Linked DNA regions of Homo sapiens: regions 1, 2 and 3 are each linked to region 4. The links are chromatin loops, found by intact Hi-C in ENCODE. Cell type or tissue: dorsolateral prefrontal cortex. All regions are shown on one strand.

Region 1 (5,000 bases), 48 kb before region 4:
AGATCCAAACAGTCCTGCTTTTCATCCATTTCCCACCACCTCCTTTCCCCATCCGCAACTAAACAAAACAGCTTTCCCTTGTCACATTGCTATTGTTACTTCCCATTGGAGGCAGTTTAACAAAGCCTTCAGTGCAGGCTCTAAAGGTTGGATCTGCTTCAATGTAAGAGCAGAAATAGCTTTATTATGGGGGTGAAGTGTGGATGGGAGCCATGAGTAATTGTCAGATACCACACTAAAATGGGCAGGGCAACATGGACGGAGCTGGAGGCCACTATCCTACGGGAATTAACGCAGGAACAGAAACCCAGATAATGCAGGTTCTCACTTATAAGTGGGCGCTAAACACTGAGAACACATGGACACAGAAGGGAACGACAGACACTGGGGCCGCTTTTAGGGTGACGGGTGAGAGAAGGGTTGAGGATTGAAAAACTGCCTATTGGGTATTATTATGCTGATTACCTGGTACACCAGATTCCTGTGACACACAATTTACCCATGTAACAAATTTGCATGTGTACCTTTTGAACCTAAAATAGAAGTTAAAAAAAAATAAAATAAAATGGCCAGGTCCTCATTGGCAGTGGTTCTCAACTGCATGTTAGATTCACCTACCTGCATGTAGGTGTTGTTGTTAATGTCCTTGAACAATGCCCGAGTCCTACCCCAGGCTGACTTTTCCAATTCTCAGGGGACGGTGGTCCCAGGTGATTTTGATCTCAGCCAGAGCTGAGAACCACTAAAGTTAAATCCCTCAGTGTTTTTTAGAGGTTGCCATTAGACCTCCTTTATCTGAATCTCCAAGAGTGCTGGGTTAAAGTGTAAATTCCTTCTCGTCATCCTAGATCTGCTGAATCAGTCGCTGGGAGTGGGACCAGACCATTCTTTAAGCGGGTCAGATGATTCTTTTGTGCTCTGAAGTTTGAGAATCCCCAGCCTCTGGGATAACCAGTGGTTATATTAAACCTGGATTAGGGATGTGCTTTGGAAAACAGTGGTGAGACTATTGAGAATCAGTGTTCTAGCTAGTTTATCTGGGCCAAAGGGCTTCTCCTGCCCTTCTGGAAAAGTGTGTTCACTCCTGGCCCTGCACCCTCCTCTCACCTTCTCTGTGTGTTACCCAGAGAAGGTTTTTTGGGTCTGAATGACTCATTCAGCCTGTGGCTGAGTCTCTAATTGACAAACACTATAGTTCGGGCGTGTGAGAGGAGAACACATAGTAGGATGTCTGTCCCAGCTGACAAGAATCATAGATCCTATTTGGAAAGATAAGTGTTGCTTAGAAAGGCAGCACAGAGGGATGGAAGCTGGTAGCATTGAATTCATGCCGAAAGAGTGAGCCTGACCATAGAGGCTTATTTGCTGTTCAGGGGAGGAAAAGATTCCCATGGCCTAAGGAAGGTGGAGAAGACTTCAGAGAAAGTTAAAGACTTCATTTCTGGATCAAAGCATTCATCCATTGGAAGACTCCATTTCTCTAGAGAATTCTGGTATGAACATACCAGTAGTTGTAATTTTGGCCATATTAAATGGGAATGATTAAAATGAGCTGTAATGTTGAGTGAAAGATATGTATCAGATGAATACAACTTTTTTCCCCTCATTTTTGATATTTGATTGCTGTCTTCTTGAAGTAGCCATTAACCTGAATCGTGTGTGTGTGTGTGTGTGTGTGTGTGTGTGTGTGTGTGTATGTTTATGTATATAGTTTTGGAAGAAGAGTAAGTAAAAAGTGCCAAACTGTCCACATTTTTTTCTGCACATTATCCCATATGAAACCTCACATTTAATATTCTGGAATTCACCTTTACTTTGTGTGTGTGTGAATCAGCATCTTGTACCCCAGGACATGTTTGTGTTTATTTAAGCCAACTCCGTGTGGGAGGAAAAGCTGAGGTATAAGGGTTATTTTGGTAATTGTGGCTTTAGGTGAAAACCTTTTTGATTAGGAAAAATTTCTGCCAGCGCAAGTACCAAGAATTGTGCAAAATAAAATTTTACAAAGGCCGTCTCTCTTTCCTGCCTCCCCTTCTGTACCATCAGGAGACCCATGCCGCTCAGCCTGTGTATGCTCTGGAAAGGCTGCTTGGAATTATGGCTTTGTCTACAAGGCTGGCTGCCTCCTCAGTGAGTCTGTGGTGGTTGGAATAATATGATAAATGGGATGCATTTGAAAAAAATTCTCCATTTAACATTTTTTTCCCCCTGCACACCCGGAACAACAGCTGTGGTAGCAAATGCAGACTTGGCTCATGGATTCATATTTAGTCTTGTTTGACAATTCCAGATATTTTTAAGCAGGATTGAGTCAGGCAGCCCACAGCACGGCATTCAAACTGTCTTAATCAGCCAGCCTGTTTGGCACACAAGGACTTTGTTTTATCCTAGTAGTAAATAATTCTAAATCAAGCAATATGATGTACTGAATGTACCCAAAGTCACAGCATTCAGTATTTTACTACAGCCTGTCAGCATCTCTTTTTACATGCTTGTTCTGTTCACTGCTAGTTGTTTTATTCATTATAGCTTTTGAATTCCATTCTTGGCCAGGTCTGGATTCATGGTTTTCATACATAATAGGATCCTATGTTTTCTGCCCTGTGGCCCTTCCTCCCTGCCCTCCTCCCTTTACATAGCATTGCCAAGTAGATGCAGTGTTCATTTTTGCCCAGAAGGGTTTCCTATTGTGACACCTCATTTCCTTCTTAGGATCATGGGATTTTGTCGTTTGCCTCTTCTGTGGATGAGTGAATCTCATCCCAAGAGCCTGTTTTCGATGTATGGGGTTTCTTACACTGTTCCAGGTCTTCCGCTCCCGGGCTCTTCTTCATCTCTCCACGTAGATAGGTCTCTGAAGTCTTTATGTTCAAGCCCTCCCTTCAGCTCTGTGGCTGTCCTTGCTGCCTTCTGAAGAAGGACTTTGTTTGTCTTGTCTACCTCTCTGCTAGCTCCTCAGATTTTCCAGATAAGTCAAACCCGAAAACATCAGAATGAACTTTCCCTTGACCTTGGTATTCTCCTCAAGCTATTCACCCTTTTTCTCTTCTGGTTGCCAGGCTTTTTGAAGGTATACTCTACCCCATGTTCTCAGATGTGGAGATTTAACAGAACAGTGTAATTTTTTTAATGGGATCTGACACAGGATTGCTAACTATTTTGATAATAAAAATATATCACCGTCATTTAGTAAAAGACAAAGATTTCAACCCACTAGTCAGGATATAATCTCAGATTAAACAACAGTCCTTTTAAGTAAATAAATTCAGCTTTATTATCAGAAAACCTTTCTCTCCACTTCTTTCATTTTGCCAACTGTGAATACTGTGTCTCCGACTAGAATTTGACAACAACTGTGCATGCTCACTCTGTCTGCCTCCTCTTTATCTACTGCCTTCTCAATCTTTGTAAAAATAGTTTGGCGTTCCCTCAAACCACTCTGCCCTTGTCCTCTCAAAGATGACCACGGATTCCTGACAGCCAGGCCCACGTCTGTCTTACCTGTTGTGTTGCCACAATGATCCCCCCTCTGGGTGACTCTCTGCTCTTTTGACTTCTGGGACTACTCCGCAGTTCTCTTCCCCTCTGCCTCCTGGGTCTCCACAGAAGCCTGTGTCTTGTTCCCCTCCTCATAACAGCAGGTTCACTTCCCGGCAAACTTGCTTCCTCTCTCCCCACACTGCTCATCCACCCCCATCTCTGTGTAAAATGAGTACCAAATGGTATCTTGGAACCTCAGGCTTTGTTTCTGACTCCTCATTTTGTCTCTCCATATGCATTCCTCCAGCATTTTTGACTCCTGCAATGTATCTGGAGCTGATCAAATCTGACTTCAGACCCTCAACCGCTACTTTGCAGTCTTCCTCGGCCACGAGGCAGATGGCTGGAATTTCAGAGCCCTGCTCTTTCACATGTCAGCAGAATGACCTTGGACAATTTATTTAATGTTTCCAAGCCTGCTTCTGCATCTGTTAATGGGACTCCTGCTATCTATCTCAATACTTGTGGCAAAGATTAGAGAGAATGCATGCAAAGTGCCAGTCATGATACCCGGTACATAACAGGCCCTCAAAAATGGCAGCTCTTCTTGTGTGGAGTTATATAGTCAAAGAGGGCTTGGAGGGAAGTAATTCATTCCCCTTTGCACTTTTCCTGATCTGAGCCTGTCCTCTGCTGTTTCTCCCAGTGCCTAGGACTTACCACTTATGTCTAAAGTGGCAGTGACACCAGCTGTCAGGTGACTAATTTTAACAAAGCCTTCTTTGAGCAATCGATAGTTGGAAAGCAATTCCAGATTTTCATTGGAAATAGAAATATTGTGCTTAAAAAATATAAAGTGTCCATATGGCTGAAAGGAGGCGATTGCGTGTGCACTCTTGATACCATGGCAGCCAGCTGGAGCACAGGCGCCAGCTCAGCATCGGCCAGGATGAGCCATAGTGCACATTTTCTTAGCAGGAGTTGATGTAGCATTTTGAGAATTCAGTGTGCTAACAAGAATATTAATCTGCTGTAATAATTCCTCTCCTCTCATAGTAGAGGACAGTGTTGTATGGGAAGAAGATCAAGTTCTATGTAATCTTGCTTTTGCATTATCCATAGCACTTTAATATTGGTAAATATAGAAGGTGATCAGTACAGATGTTAATAGTTTACATGAGAAGCATGAGAAGGAAAACCTAAGTGGGCTTACCTGTAGGTCACATCTTATATATTTTCTCCTTAAACACTCAAAACACAAACGTAATTAGACTCAAATGGGGAAATTGTTTATCTTGAGCAAGTCCCAAGGTGACGTAAAGAATGTCTGTGCAGAAGGTTGTTAGTCTTTGATATCTACATGCAATTGCTGATTCCTGTTAGGGTTCCCTCTGCCTCTGGACCTCTTGATGGGACAGTTCGTGGAGTAGTTTTATTATTGAGGGTACTATTTGTTTATGCCATATTATTTTTTGTTTGTCTCTGATTTGTTTTAACATCAGCGATGTGGCAGTGAGGGT
Region 2 (5,000 bases), 57 kb after region 4:
TAGTATGATATAGAAAATTTATCTTGTATTGTAACATCTGATGTGAGGTTATTGATGTTTTCACCACTTATACCCAGAAACATCTTCATTGTCTACCAATTTGCATACATCTGCCTATCATGAGGACGACAAGAGCAGAACTGGCTCAGGAGACAGTGACTCAGTCTTTGTCTGAAATTAGTTACTGATTGGCTGTGTTTCCTGAACCAGGTACTTAACTGCTCTGGATTTTAGTTTCTAATTCTTTAAGAGATTTAGAGGCTGGGCGCGGTGGCTCACGCCTGTAATCCCAGCACTTTGGGAGGCCGAGGCAGGCAGATTACCTGAGGTCAGGAGTTCAAGACCAGCCTGGCCAACATGGTGAAACCTTGTCTCTACTAAAAATACAAAAAATAAGCCGGGTGCAGTGGCGCGCGCCTGTAATCCCAGCTACTTGGGAGGCTGAGGCAGGAGAATTGCTTGAACATGAGAGGCAGAGGTTCGCGGTGAGCCAAGATCACACCACAGAACTACAGCCTGGGTAACAGAGTGAGACTTTGTCCCCCTCACCACACAAAAAAAGAAATTTAGAGCCATATGATATCTTATTCCTCTTATCATCCTTAGGTTCCATAGGTCATGATAGAATCTCCAGGGAATAACGGTCTTTCTCTTAAGTTATGCAAAGCCCTAGAAATGGTAATCATTTATTGGAAAAACATATGAATATAGAAGATATCATCGTACCGAGTTTTATAAAAACTCTTTAGCAATCTATGCATGGGCTGACTGACATGTTTGCCTTGCCACTATCCTGGTTGTTTTCTCCTTTCACTTAGGAATAAGCTCTGAACATAAGGATCTATGTAAAAGCTTTTAGGTCTGTTAGGAAAATGCTGACTCAAATTAGCTACAAGGGAGAGAAGAGTGAGAGTCACTTGTAGTTGTTTCTTTCTTAAATTCTTAGTGACCAAAAATATGAGAGAGATGGGGAGGTGAGAGAGAGAGAGAGGGAGAAAGAGGCAGAAAGAGAGAAGGGAGCGTGGGAGAAGAGGGAGAATATTTGCTGCTGCAATAAAACCAGTTTTTTTGTTCATATAATAATTTTTAAAAACTTTTTGCTCAACTTTTCCTTGAATAAAGTACCTACAGCTACTTTAAGGATTTTGAGTTGAAGCAGAATTACTCAATGTGGAAAGGGTTATTTTATAACGGAAACTGAAAAAGATCAAGAAAGAGGGATGCATGGGTAGGAGGAGAGTAAAGGAAACGTAGGAGCTAATTTACTTGGTTTCAGAGATGATAAAATTTTAATGTCAATCAAACCTTGTATATTATTCTTCTTATATTATGTATATTTAGCTTTCTTGAAGTTGACTAGTTTGGAGACAGGCAATGTTATGCTTTGTTGACCAGTTTAAGATGCCGTGAACTTTTTTGAAAGCAATTTGGCAGCATGTATCAATAATTTAAAAAAAATTATACCATTTGATCTAATGATTCTACTTTTAGAAATCTATCCTAAGGGAAAAAACATAAAAAATGAAGAAAAAATAATAAACAAAAGATGGTTCTTGCTAGGCTATTTTTAATATCAATCTGTCCAAAGTAAAAATATGTTTTTACTTTGTTCCTTTCCAGGCCAGATTCCATAATCTATTATTATAATTACTCTCTTGTAAATACTTTCATTCCTCTGTCTACCTTTCTTTTGTGTCTCTCGCCTGGCTAACCCTAACACTGAATAAGCCCAACTCTTTACTCTCTGTCAATTCCTAATCTTGGCAGAGAGAACCACAATCCAGTGGAATAATAGCACTATCAATTCATGATTATCAACCTCAACCACTATTTATGTGCTTGATATATATGCCAAATTCAGTGACAACTTCTACTCCTTCTCTTAGTGAATCTAAGCACCAACACTCCCTTTTTCATGAAACACCCTGAGGACATTCCTTTGGCTTCTGTAGCATCATGGTTTCCTTGTTTCCTTCCTGCATTTCTGGAGTCTCCCTTATCTTTTACCTGTCCTTTAAGTTTTGCATTTCTTTAGACCTCAGTCTTTGAGCTTTTCTTTCTTCACTGTGTTCTCTTGCTTTCAGTGACCGTAGGAATCCCCTTGGCTTTAAATGCAACTTCTATAACACAGATGTCCCAAATGTATCTCTTCAGCCCAGCCCTTTCTCCACGTCTCAGACTCCAACATCCAAATACCTGTTTGTCAGAGCCACTTGGACCTCCACTGTCATCGCCGGCTCTTGCTATTCCCTCCAGGTCTGCTCTTCTTTTAGAAAATGCAGATTCCACATAAAGAAATTAACAATGTCCCCTAATATTTTGGTGAATTTCCTATTAGGTAAATCATAGCTATTTGTGAAGAGAAATACAAATATTAGAAAATAAAATGAACCAACTTAGAATCAAAATCTTCAGAACTTTCTTATCCAAATTCATGACTTGGGTGTTTGCAGTTTAAGCTTCTGGCTTAATAAATGCAAATGTTAGAAAATACAAAACATGGAATACTATTAGGAGCTCATAGTGTACCTAATGTAATTTGAATATTATTTTTTAAAAAACCACAACACAAATCCTTGCCGGTTTCCTAGGCTTTTACATCTATAATTTAGACAAACAGAACACACAGCAGATATAAAAATGCTTATTTCTCAGAGGAATGGATTCACAGAAATCCCCATTTGCAGAAATGCACCTGGGATTAGTAGCATTAGTGCAGATATTCCACTTATGTATATATACTTTAAAAACATCCTGAGGCCTACAGGAAAAATAACTGCCTCTATTTCATGTGGTTGTCCTTTGGGAGAAGCAGAGTTGATATGTGAACATTAACAAGATGCATTCACTTTTGAAAACTAGATCAGCTCAAAATTGTGAGTCATAAACAATTTTCTAGCTCAGTGGTTCTCAGCTTTTGGAAATATGAGAACAACTTTTTAACATTAAAAAAATTATAGAGATCTCCTTCTCATAAAAACAAAGCAACGCTAAACAAACACCTCACACAAAATCACAGTAGCTTTTATGTGTTCACTTCTTTCAGTTGAGGAGAGAGACAAAAGTGTTACTATTAATTTGGAATTCTTTAAGAAACTTGTATTCTTTCTCCTTTCTCTTGATTTCCTTCTATATTTGTGCTTACTTTTTTGTTTATGAACTATATTTTTGATATTAACTTTAAATTATTTGTGGTAAGAGTAAGAAGAAAATTAATTCAGTAATTTTTTTATTGGATAAATTATTTTTAAAAAGAATAAGTACTTTATATTTAAACTATTTAAAACTACATATGCACATAGGTTAAGAAATGAGAAATCCCTCTACAGGGATTTTAACAAAAAACAGCAACTCACTGGTATCCCTAACCATTCTCCCAAATTTCTACTCCTCTGCAGCATTTTCAACTAATAGAGCTATTCTTAAAAATACATTTTCTCCATATCTCTATATAGCAGATTTATATTGTTACTTCTTTTGCTACAACTTTATTGTTACTACACTTTTGTAGTTTTAGTCGTAATGTATTGCTTGATATCCTTTGCTTCATAGCTTCTCTTTTGACCTATCATACATGTTTACTTCTATTCCTCTCCTGCTCTCCTAGTGAAGCGGAGCACAATTTTGGTTAGATCAATATTCAATGTTATTTTGACTATAAAAATGCTATTTACAGATAAGCCAACTGGTATACTATGATTACTCTTTCTTGTAAAATACTTTATTTTCCTTGGAGTTAATACTCATTATTTACTTAGTTGTTTTCTATGTTTATTCCTAATTCAATCCTAAATTCTGTCAGTTGTCCAAATTTAATCAGCCACATTAAATTTTGTCTAGTCATCTTCTTGAAAAAATTCCTGTTGGGGCCTTCCAACTTGTCCTAAACTCTCCTAGTTACTCTCAAGACTTGGTCCAGAGTTATGTTCTTGGGAATTCCCCCCATCTCCCTACAGATTTTTTAAACTTCTCTATTATGTTGGATTGCCTGTTTTTGGTTCCCTTGTTTTCCTGTTTCTTAGTTTACTCCTTTGTTTTGGTTGAACATGTTCTTTGGTAGTTTTCTGAGAAAGATGTATTCAAAAAAAGATTTTTTTCAGATCTTACATTATCAGAAAATATTTTTGGCCAGGCACGGTGGCTCACGCCTGTAATCCCAGCACTTTGGGAGGCTGAGGTGGGCAGATCATAAAGTCAGGAGATCGAGACCATCCTGGCTAACACGGTGAAACCCCGTCTCTACTAAATATACAAAAAATTAGCTGGGCGTGGTGGTGGGCACCTGTAGTCCCAGCTATTTGGGAGGCTGAGGCAGGAGAATGGCGTGAACTGGGGAGATGGAGCTTGCAGTGAGCCAAGATTGCACCACTGCACTCCAGCCTGGGTGCCAGAGTGAGACTCTGTCTCAAAAAAAAAAAAAAAAAAGAAAAATATATATTTATTTTATTTGGATATTTTTTCAATAGTTTAGATACAGAATTCTAGGTTGAAAATCTTTTCCCCTTATAATTTTGGGTTCTAGCTTCTAGTGTTGTTGAATGATGCAATACTGTTCTGACTCTTAATCAAAAAGAACAAAACATTGGTGTTTTTAGGCTCTTCTCTGCTTTACTCTTGTTCTGAAATTTCACAATGACATGCCTTCATTGAGGTCTATATTCGTTCATTATATTAGAACTTTGTATCCCTTTCAATGTGAAAACTAATTTCCTTCAATTACGGGAAAATTATTTTGTATTACTTTCTTAACTATTTACTCTCTTTTTTTCTCTGTGCTCTGTTTCTGGATTTTCTGTTATTTGGATCTTTGACCTACTGGACTTTCCTAATTTTCTATTTTTTATTAAATAAATTTCCATTTTCTATCCTTTTGTCTTTTACTTTCTGGAATATATTACTTTCTGGAATATTTCTTCTTCCTTCTACTGAGTTTTACATTTATGCTATCATATTTTTGATTTCTCAGAACTCTTTTTTAGCCTCTGCATATATTTTTGTGT
Region 3 (5,000 bases), 72 kb before region 4:
TTCCATTGGCAGAAAGGACAACATCAGGCAAATTTCAAGCTTAGGCCCCAAGAGTCCTTGCAGCTTTTGCCGTTGCCCTTTTTGAATGCTCTCTGGGAGCTTCATATAAGAAAGCCACTCTAGCTTAAGGGAGGAGGACAGAGGCCTTGTGGAGCACAGAGGAGCTCTAGCTGGCAGCTGGCACTAACTGCTAGACATAGCAGTGAGGCCAGCATGGATCTTCCAGCCCTTCTGACACTAGCCAAATGTAGATGCATGAGTCCAGATGAGAGCAGCAGCGGAATTACCTAACCAACGCACAGAAACGTGAGGAATAAAAATCCATGTAGTTTTGAGCCACCAAATTTGGGATGGTTTGTTATTCAGTAAAAGCTAACTTATATGCGTAGGTATCAGTATTGCGGCAACCTTGAGATGATTAAAGAGTATAATCCATGTAAAGTGTTTGGCTTACTGCCAAACATATAGTGTCCCTCAGTAGAGGTTAACTGCTGTATTATTATCATTATCATTGTTGTTTTGGTTATAATGGTCGCTTCTCCCTCCTCCTCTAGATCTAATGCCATTGCTCTTTAATATTATTAACTTTGATGAATTAAATAATTGGATGTCCTTAGTGGTAATTGGTATTTTCCTTCCTAATTAGTAAGTAGTCTAAAACTTTAAAAAGTTTTTTTTATTGTGAAATAAAACACATATATAGAAAAGAACTTAAAGCATAAATTTACAGCTTACAGCAAATTATAAAGTGAACATCTGTCACTGCCATTCAGGTTAAGAAATTGAACATTACCATGACTCCAAAAACTTGTATCAAATTACATATTCTGCTTCCATTGAATGCTTTTCCTGATCATAATCCCCCCTCTTATATCTAGAGGTAGCCACTAACCTGATTTTATAGGAATCACTCTTTGCTTATCCTTTTGGGTTTTATTGCCTCTGTATGCATCTGTAAACAAATTAGTTCAGGTGATTTATTCAACATATAAATGAAATAATATAGTATGCATTTTTGTGTGCCTGGCTTTATTCACTGAACATTATCTCTAAGATTCATCCATGTCATAACTAACGGTAAGCTTTCATTTTCATTGCTGTGTAGAATTTCATTGTAATAATGTATAATACCTCTATCAGATCCACTATTTATGGGTGTTTGGGTTTTTATAGTTTTGGGGTATTATAAATAATTCTTTCAAGCACATTTTTATATATATATTCTGGAAAAAATATATGTGAGAGTTTTTTTTTTAAAGATCTATACCTAGTAGTATAACTTCTGGGTAACAAAGTCACAGTCACTTTTTGCAAGTCTCACAGAAAAGAACAATACCAGATGACACAAATGATGTGTACTGTGCATCTTACCTTGAGATTAGAACTGTTGGTTTACCATGCAACCACATACAGGTGGTTGACCAAAAAGGCAGTCTAGGTTGATGGGGACCGGAGTAGGGATGGTATGAGAGTTATGTAGGATGAAAAGGGGTCAAGATGTATGTGATAGGTTAGAATGTCTCTGGGAAGGAAATCTGTGAGTAAATTTGGTGTTATTATAGTTAGGAGTCCCATAGTTTTTCAGGAATTAATAGCATTTTTTACATTAGTTGTTCTCCATTTGAATTTGTAACAATGGTTTATGTTTTCTCTATATTGCAGAGGAGAAGTTTGGGCAACTGGGGGACAATTGACTGATCCTTGGCCATATAATAATAAAAGGGGACCCAGCTCTTCTAGGACTGAGATTTTCTTTGTCCCTTTCTAAAAAGCAGAAGGGAGGTACTAACACTTTACCAAAAAAGAAGGAAAAGAATCTTGTCAGAAATGGAGAATGGGAGAACATTTAGCCAAATTAAAGGCTGTATCTACTAAAAGCAATGGTGGCTCTAAGAAGATGGGTGTAGCATAACAACCCGAGGCAATTTGGGTTCCTTTGCATATAATTGTACAGAATGTGCTCTAAGTGGGTTAGTGAGCTATAATCAAACATGGTAGAGTTGAAGAATGGTGTCTGTGTGTTCTGTCACATGGTTGCACTGCACTGAGGCTTCCTGCCAAGACAGCTACAGGAATTGTTTTTCATGGGCTCTGGCTGATCTCAAAGGCAAGGCAGAAGGGTTTATAGCTTAGTGAGTTATTTTTCCTGACTCTCTAAGGAAGCTGAATATTTGAGAATTTAATACAGTTTCCTTGGCATTGTGTTGATCTTTGGATACCATATTAAGATCACATCAGGATAATGAGGGAAGGATTAAGGAATTACTGGTTTCATTTGGGATCATGTCAGATGGGGTTGTTTTTACATCTGGCATGTACTTCCCAAGTTGAATAAAGTAGTATTTGTGACAGGCTCTAGTGGAGGATGCTGGTAACATGCAGAACCAAACCTTAAATTTGCATGCTGTTATGACTTCTATTGGATGTGAGGATTTGTAGGTTATCGTTTCCACAGATGTAAAGTGAACTTATTATTCACTGTACATCTAAGTACCTTATTGACTTGATTTCTTGTCTTATTTCTGAATGGTCCCAGAATGTATGGAGATGGTGATGGGTTTTGTAGTTTTGCTATTATGCCTTTCCTAGAAAACAAAGTGAGCTTTTCATGCTTGAGTAAACACATTGATGTATTATGAAACTGTCAAGACTCTGTACAATTGGCATAAGCTCAATTATTCAAATACGTGACTCTATTGAATGGCTTTTGTGCTGGCTGATGCTTTAGTTCAGCCAGTATAAAGACATTTCAATATCTTTCCTTAAGAAATTAAATCTCAACTGCATGAGTAAAGAAATGCAAAGGATTAGTCCTGTAGTTGAGCACTTTCCTCATCATCTTGTATAGCTAATTGGTAGCATTCATTTGCTGAGATTTATAGTTCATTTTATTTTTTAAAAAAATATGGTTTTTAAATTAAAAAGTCATTCATGCATTATCTTTGTCACCCAACATAACTGCTTTTTTCTTCTTTGTTCTCTTCCTGTCAGTCCACATGCACACATGCTTTTTTAATGTAGTGTATCAGCAATTTTGTTTTCTTTTTAAGTTATATTTGCATGGTAAATCTTTTTCAAGTTCTGTGGTCTTTATAATATTTATTTTTATTGTTGCATAATATTGAATTATTTAATAATATGCAATCATTTTTCTTATTTGAAATGTATGTTTTCTAGTTTTTTATTTTTACACATAATAGTGCAAAGATGTATTTGTGCATTATTTTCAGTTATGAGGACAGGTGTCCAGAAGTATTTCAGTGGACTTGAAAAGATTTTTTCTTTTACGTATTGCTCAATTGCTTTCCAAGAGGCAATTGTATGATTATATAAATATACAATCTTTTTTACCAACAAAAAAAAGAAAGATAAAGTCTATTAAATGTTAGCATCCTACAAAATTAACATTTGGAGCATCCTGTAATCTTAGTAGAGACTTCTTCATTTGTAAATTCAATTTCTATTTTTAGCAGAGTAATGTATGCAAATAGTTTAAAAATCTAATAAGCTGTTTAGTGTGACAGTGAAAAACAGCAGCCTCTTGCCTCCTTCCCCACTCCGGTTTCTGGCTTTTGACTATTTCTGCGAATATTTGCCTCCATATTGCTAAATGACTTTTGCGGCTTGATTTTTTTTCCTCTTTGAGTTATTTATGGATTTCTTTTTGTGGAAGATGAGGCTTTAGTTCTTACAGTTTCTTTCCCATTCTCTCAATATTGACATAACATAAATTTTGGTTTTACCAATATAGATATTATAATGTTATGACTGTAAGTACTGTTCATAATCAAATTTTATATTATGATTATATATTCTTTCACTTTATATTTTCCCTGGAATTAATAACCCTCTTTCCTTTTGCTTGCTTTGTTTTCTTTATGCCTATTTCTAATTTATCACCAAACATTCTGAAAGAGTTGCAAATTTCCTTTGATACTTCCAAACATGTCAGATAATTCCTCAGGTGTGTTTTTATTTATTTTTTCAAAACCTCCCTCTGGGAGCTGTCATATTGCTGCAGTGTAGATGGGTTGCTCTTGGGGCCTGATATTCAAGCAACATTTTGGAATTCCCTTCATGATTTTATTCTGGGAATTTCCTTTGCCTTTCTCTGTTTTGTTGATTCTCTGTTTCCTGGATCTCAGGTTGTTTTTCTTTTAAGTTTACTTACATATTTTGATGGAGTCCTGAGAAAGGTGCAAGGAAACTGAACTTTTTGATACCATGCGTGACTGAAATGTTTTTATTCTGTAATCATACTTAATTGATAGTTTGGCTGGGTATATAATTTTAGGTTGGGAATAATGATTTTTTTGGAATTTTGAAGGCATTGCTTTATTGCCCTCTTACTTTCAAGGTTGCTTTTGAGTCCAGTGCCATTCTGATACCCAATTCTTTGTTAAGACCTTTTTCCTTTATTTCCTGTGCCTGGAAACTTTTAGAATCTAATTTCTGGAGTTCTAACATCTTATGGTATGCCTTGGTATGTACTTTTTTTTTCATTCATTTTATTGGTCGCATGGTGGGCCCTCTCAAACCAGAAAAAGCATGTCCTGCAGTTTCCTGTATTTCTCTCTTTCAACTACGAATTACTTTGTAGTACCTTGTGAACCGGTCCATTAGTTTTCCTCTCTTTTTTTCTCCCACTTTCCCATCTTTTTGTCTTTTTATTCCACCTTCTGAGGACTCTATTAACTTTATTTTTCACCTCTTTTATGGGATTCTTTTATCAATGCTACAATATTTTTCACTTTCTGAAAGCTTATTTCTAATTCTTCTAATTATGCTTTTTATGGTGTTATGTTGCTTCATCTGTGATTTCTCTGAGGATATTAATTATTTTTTGGTTGAGGAATTATTTTTTCTGCTCCCTGCATCATGTTTGTTTCCTCTGGGGTGGGGGGGTATGTGTTTGTGTGTGTGTGTGTGTGTGTGTGTGTGTGTGTGTGTGTGTGTGCGTGCGCGCACATTCTCTTTCTTGCATGTGGCAGTGGAGATCA
Region 4 (5,000 bases):
GAGAGCCAGACCATAAAGAGTTTTTGGCTAGAAGAAATTGAGCTTATATCCAAGTTTAGGGTCCTGTTTTCTTTTTGTCTCCATTAAGTCCAAATGAAAGAGACGCCAACTAAGCCACACTTACCCAGTCAGATGAGGCAACATAGCATTTGCAGATCATTCATCAAAGCTTTTTTCAGTCAGGCAACCTGTAAATATTAATTACCCATAAATATTACTATGATACTCAGAAATGCCTGTGGTGATAGAATATTCATTTTGTGGATAGTTTTTCTGCCTTCTTATTATTGCAATTCAAAATTCTTTCAGTATAAGTTTCCGTTGTATTCTAAAATGAATTATTGATTAAAGACATGATATAGAATATAAAAATATTAGATAAAATATAGTTGACCATCAAATTTCAAGATGGAGAAGTAATTCCTAAACTTGAAATAAGTCATAAAAAATAGTTGATGGATTGTCTACAGGAAAATTCGATTTCTGATCTTCAAGAAGGTAAAAGCAGCCTTTACTTTCTTGAAAGGGGGCAGGGAGACATTTAAGGCATCTTAAATGAGAGATCTGTCTTTACTCTATTAGAAGTTCTTCTACACCAATAAGGAAAAGATGTATTTACTATAGAGAAGTAGACAAAAAGAAACTTCCACAAAAACCAGCAAGTGATTCACACAAGAACAAATAGAAATGGCAACTAATGTGAAACAATTTCAGCCTCATCAGTATTCACAAAAAAATTTAATAATGCCAAATTTTGGCAAGGGTGGAGGGAAATATATATTATCATGTAAATATAAATTATTATGACTTTCTGGAAGGGAATATGATAATAGTAAAAACTTTAGAAATGTGCGTACCCTTTGATTCTGCAATTCCACGTCTAGGAAAACATTTATGGATATACACTAAGAATGATGTACAAGAACATTTCTCACATTATACATGGGAGCAGGCACCATACCAAGTGTCCACAGAGGCAGCTAACATGTGCCAGGCATGGTGCCAAGGGCTTTTGCACTTATTCTTATCTAATTATCACAACAGTTCTATGAGGTATAGGTAAACCATTTTCAATGTCCAACAGATTGTGAAACTAAGACTGAGAGAGGTTAAGTCACTTGTCCAGAGTCACACAGCAAAGAAGTGGCAGACCTAACTAGCATTGTCTAACCTGGGCAGTTTCTTAAATAATCTGTGATACATCCATAGAAGGAAATAACTATGTGGTCCATAAAAGTCCTCTTAGAAGCATTGTTAAAGTGTGTATGTATAATCACAAATGCAAGGCAGTGGTACTGGAAGATTGTACCTCATAATGTTAATACTGATTATCCCTTTGTGGTAAGATTTGATTTTTTTTCATTGTGCTTTCCTGTGCATGTATGTTTAGTTTTTATTTTTCTAATCAATGTAAGGTACTTTTTTATAATCAGAAAAAAAAAAAAGAATTCCGTAGCTATTAGTGGATATTTTGATGTCAGTGGCCTCAGAATTCAGGGAATCCCAAAGCCACACAATTGCCAAAAATATTTATGAAGTAGGGAACATTTGAATAATATGCCATAGATGATGGGATTCTAAAATTATGCTTCATATTATTTTTGTTCAAATTGCGTTTTGGCCAGATTTTACTTATTGTACACTTTTCTTTTTTTGCCAATGGGGTGTGTGTTCAATTATGTTACAAATAATATTAAAAGGAATATACTGAAGGAAAGTGAAAGTTCCCTTATACTTAAGGCAAGCATTTAAAAAATGGAAGATAAACAGACGTGACTAACATAGGCTCCCTTTTTGAATCACTGAATCTGTCTCATGATCTCCTCCTTGGGTGAGCTAACCTGCAGGCAATTAATACCTAGTGAAAGTTGACCTGAGCAGAGGTTTGCTCAATAATCTGCAGAACCTATTTTCTTGAGATGGGTTAAATCAGTGCATAACAGCTAAGGAGAGTATCATTTTGAATTAAGAGAGACACAAAATGGCTGGACAAAGATTCTCAGCTATATTCCATAATTCTCAGAGAATCCAAGTCCAACCCCTTGTATTCTGGGAAGGTGCTATTATGTGGTTTAAGGGAAGCTTAAAAATATCAGCTTCCTACATAACTGGTAATAAGTTATTTAAACAGTGACTCTGCTTCCCAGAACTTCTAAGTGATACATTTTATCCTGATTACCACTGAGAAACCTGTAAACTCTGCCTCCTGAACCCAAAAGAGAAAGCCAAAATATATATGAATGATGTGTATAATGTCAGTCTTCATTATTATTAATACAAAATGTCACTGCGATACATCGTTAGGGAGATGGGTTTTTTAAGACATTCGGGTAAGTTCAGGAAAGAGACTGCCAGCATCAGTACAGTTCTAAGAACATAGTAGGTATTCAGGTGTTGATTGTACTCATCATTTGGATCTGAGGTTTTTATTTCCTGGAAAAAAAAATAGCTACCACATTTATTTGGCAACAGCAAAAGGCCAGTTTCTATGATAGGCGCCAAATTATATATGTGGTTTCATTTAAGTTAATCATTATTGTTACTTTTGGTTAAAGTAACATATCCAAAACCACAAAACATATGACTGAGCCTAAATTCTAGCCCAGGTCTGTATGGTCTCAAAGCATCCGCTCCCTCCATCATACCGCATCTCCCTCTGACGTCTATAATGAACTATATCTTTTCAGTTATGGGTTTGAATGCTTAATAATCTTTTCTAAAAACCAAAGGTTGTGCCATCCCTTCCTGGCTGATTTGGAAAGAGGGCTGTGTTTATGTGAATGTTCGCTGGGACAGCATGTGCCTTTGTGGGGTGATTAAGGCATCCCTAGCACACTCTGCAACAACATGTGCTCTTTGTTGGCATTGTTTTTCATAAACCATAGACAATAGAGATCAGGAGGTCACACTGCCTGCTTTGACAACCCAGAGGGCCTAAGAGGCTCTTGTACGCAATTGCTTTCCACCCCTTGACGTCTCAAATGGGTGTGAGATTAGAGTGGGAAAGGAAAAAGAAAAATGAAACAATAACACACAGTAGACAGCTCACACACTTCATTGAAGTTTACACAATATGTTCCCAAATGATTAATGGATCTTGTCCAGAACATTTATTTAGAGCCTTCTCTGACCCACTTTAATTAATTAATTTTTTTGACTACATAATATATGCATATGATACAAATTGAAAATGTTCACATGGTATAGCAGTAGGGCCCCAAAACAGATATCTTACAGGTTGGTGTGGTGGGAGGGCAGTGGACAGCTTCAAGACAAGATGCCCAGAATTAAAATGCAGTCCCAGCTCTGTATGTCTTCCAGGAGCTGATTATCCCATCCGGACGATCATATGAATGATAATATCTGCTTTGCCCCCCTTGGGTCACACATAAATCCTGTCTCTTCAAAGCTAGATCAGGACGCTAGCGGGGGTCTTCAGCCTCAGCCAACTGCTGACTTGGAAGCTCTCCTTCAGGGCATGCAGCCGTACCTCTGAACCCCAGCCTGACACCGAAGCTCCTCCACCTGGAGCAGGGATGCGGCAAGGGTGCCCCATGGGAACCTAGTCATTCTTTCTCATGAGTAGATCTTTGTCAGGATTGTCTAAATTTATCAGAGACTCTAATAATATTGATCATCAAAAGGATCAGGGTTTTGATTGCTTTCCTTCCATGATATTTCTGGGCACCTAGGTAGAATTGTTGATTCCCTTCCTCAAGGGAGGGAGAATATGCTCAGCCATATGGGAAATCCACACTATATTGGGGCTTGATGTTTCTAAAACCTAAGAAAGGCTACTCTGGTGATTCTTACTGGAACAAAAAAGAGTTTTGTTGTCTCCACTGCTACACATAGAGGCAGATAACTTTTAAGTAGAGGTCTTTCACAAGTAAGTAAATAAAGTGTATAAACATATGTAAATGAGAAATTTAGTGGGCAGAGAGGCTATGCATGGTGGGTAGATAGCGTGAATACTATACTTGCCAAGTACCTTGAGTGTACATAAACATGTGCAAATAAGCTGTAACTCAGGTAAATGATCTTAGGGTTCTTCATGTGGTATTTTGTGCTGTCAGAGGGTTAGACCGTAATTATGAAATGCGTGTTATTATATGGACCAAAGCGTTCTGTGAAGACTCAATGGAGGAATAGACGATGTTTAGCTAATTTTGGATCATTGGTAAGATTTAAAAAGGCATTTCTATAAAAAACAATGGGATCAAAAATATAAAAATGTATTTAGGGTATAATGACTAGACCATTTTTGCTGGGATGAGAAATATGTGAATGCGGAGACTAAAGGGAGTAATCTAAAAGCCTTTCTACATATCTGGGTGCTTTCCACATGACCAGAGACAAATGTTAGTCTACATTTACTTATATATTTATTTTTCTTTTATATACATTATGGTTAAATATTGTGGTTCAATACATTATTTTGAAATCTTTATATTTTTAAGGGAGGAAATAAAAAGATTATGTATGAAAGTAATTATGTAGCCATTCACAAAAATATGCATTCTGCTTTTGAAGATATTTTATACATATATTAAACACATGTATAAATAGAAAAGGGCAGAAGATATATTCAGATATCATTGACCATTCAAGTCTTGTGCTCTTTCACAAGTGGGAGGCTCTGGAGTAGTATTTTTCCATGTGTTGGAGAGACATCAATAGGTTCCTTCATGAGCCTTTTCTAGCAATTGCCCTTAGTCAGGAGAGTGAGTACAAGAAGAATGTAGTACTTTATGGAGTCCTGCAGAATGTTGTGTCTGGGATCAAGCTATTTTTCTGCCCTCTTGATTCAGTTTTCCTGACTGTAAAAACCACCGCCAATTTGTTCAAGAGAATCATTGGATTTTTTTGTGTGTTTATGTTCCTTTTTGAAGACCAGACTCATACAAAACTCAGTTACCTTTAAATTGCTTACTTTAAAAAAATGGTAATCAAATTTGGTGTGGATGGAGGTGTTGATTTGTGTGCTTTTATGAGCAGGC

The links. A loop is a pair of places that touch in the nucleus more often than their neighbours do. Peaks named below come from ENCODE experiments on the same cell type or tissue, not always from the same donor. Only the 100,000 strongest peaks of a DNase experiment are listed, where the experiment ranks them.
Region 1: it touches region 4 in a loop (2.2-fold over the local background); 6 of 110 quality-filtered maps call a loop at or near these places.
Region 2: it touches region 4 in a loop (3-fold over the local background); 3 of 110 quality-filtered maps call a loop at or near these places.
Region 3: it touches region 4 in a loop (19-fold over the local background); 4 of 110 quality-filtered maps call a loop at or near these places.

What each region holds. Positions count from the first base shown.
Region 1 is chr6:53,860,632-53,865,631 of GRCh38, forward strand. All of the region lies in intron 2 of LRRC1 (leucine rich repeat containing 1), which reads left to right. Among named protein-coding and RNA genes, the nearest start is that of LRRC1, 68 kb to the left of the region's middle. In dorsolateral prefrontal cortex, a CTCF peak has its summit at 2,568; a DNase peak (open chromatin) is centred at 2,300; H3K4me3 peaks cover 961 bases; H3K27ac peaks cover 3,085 bases.
Region 2 is chr6:53,965,625-53,970,624 of GRCh38, forward strand. All of the region lies in intron 1 of LOC101927189 (a long non-coding RNA gene), which reads left to right. Among named protein-coding and RNA genes, the nearest start is that of MLIP-IT1, 31 kb to the right of the region's middle. In dorsolateral prefrontal cortex, no CTCF peak of the experiment used is centred here; no DNase peak of the experiment used is centred here.
Region 3 is chr6:53,835,972-53,840,971 of GRCh38, forward strand. All of the region lies in intron 1 of LRRC1 (leucine rich repeat containing 1), which reads left to right. Among named protein-coding and RNA genes, the nearest start is that of LRRC1, 43 kb to the left of the region's middle. In dorsolateral prefrontal cortex, a CTCF peak has its summit at 2,240; a DNase peak (open chromatin) is centred at 2,060; H3K4me3 peaks cover 1,369 bases; H3K27ac peaks cover 4,741 bases.
Region 4 is chr6:53,908,177-53,913,176 of GRCh38, forward strand. All of the region lies in intron 10 of LRRC1 (leucine rich repeat containing 1), which reads left to right. Among named protein-coding and RNA genes, the nearest start is that of MLIP-IT1, 88 kb to the right of the region's middle. In dorsolateral prefrontal cortex, no CTCF peak of the experiment used is centred here; a DNase peak (open chromatin) is centred at 2,815; H3K27ac peaks cover 4,320 bases.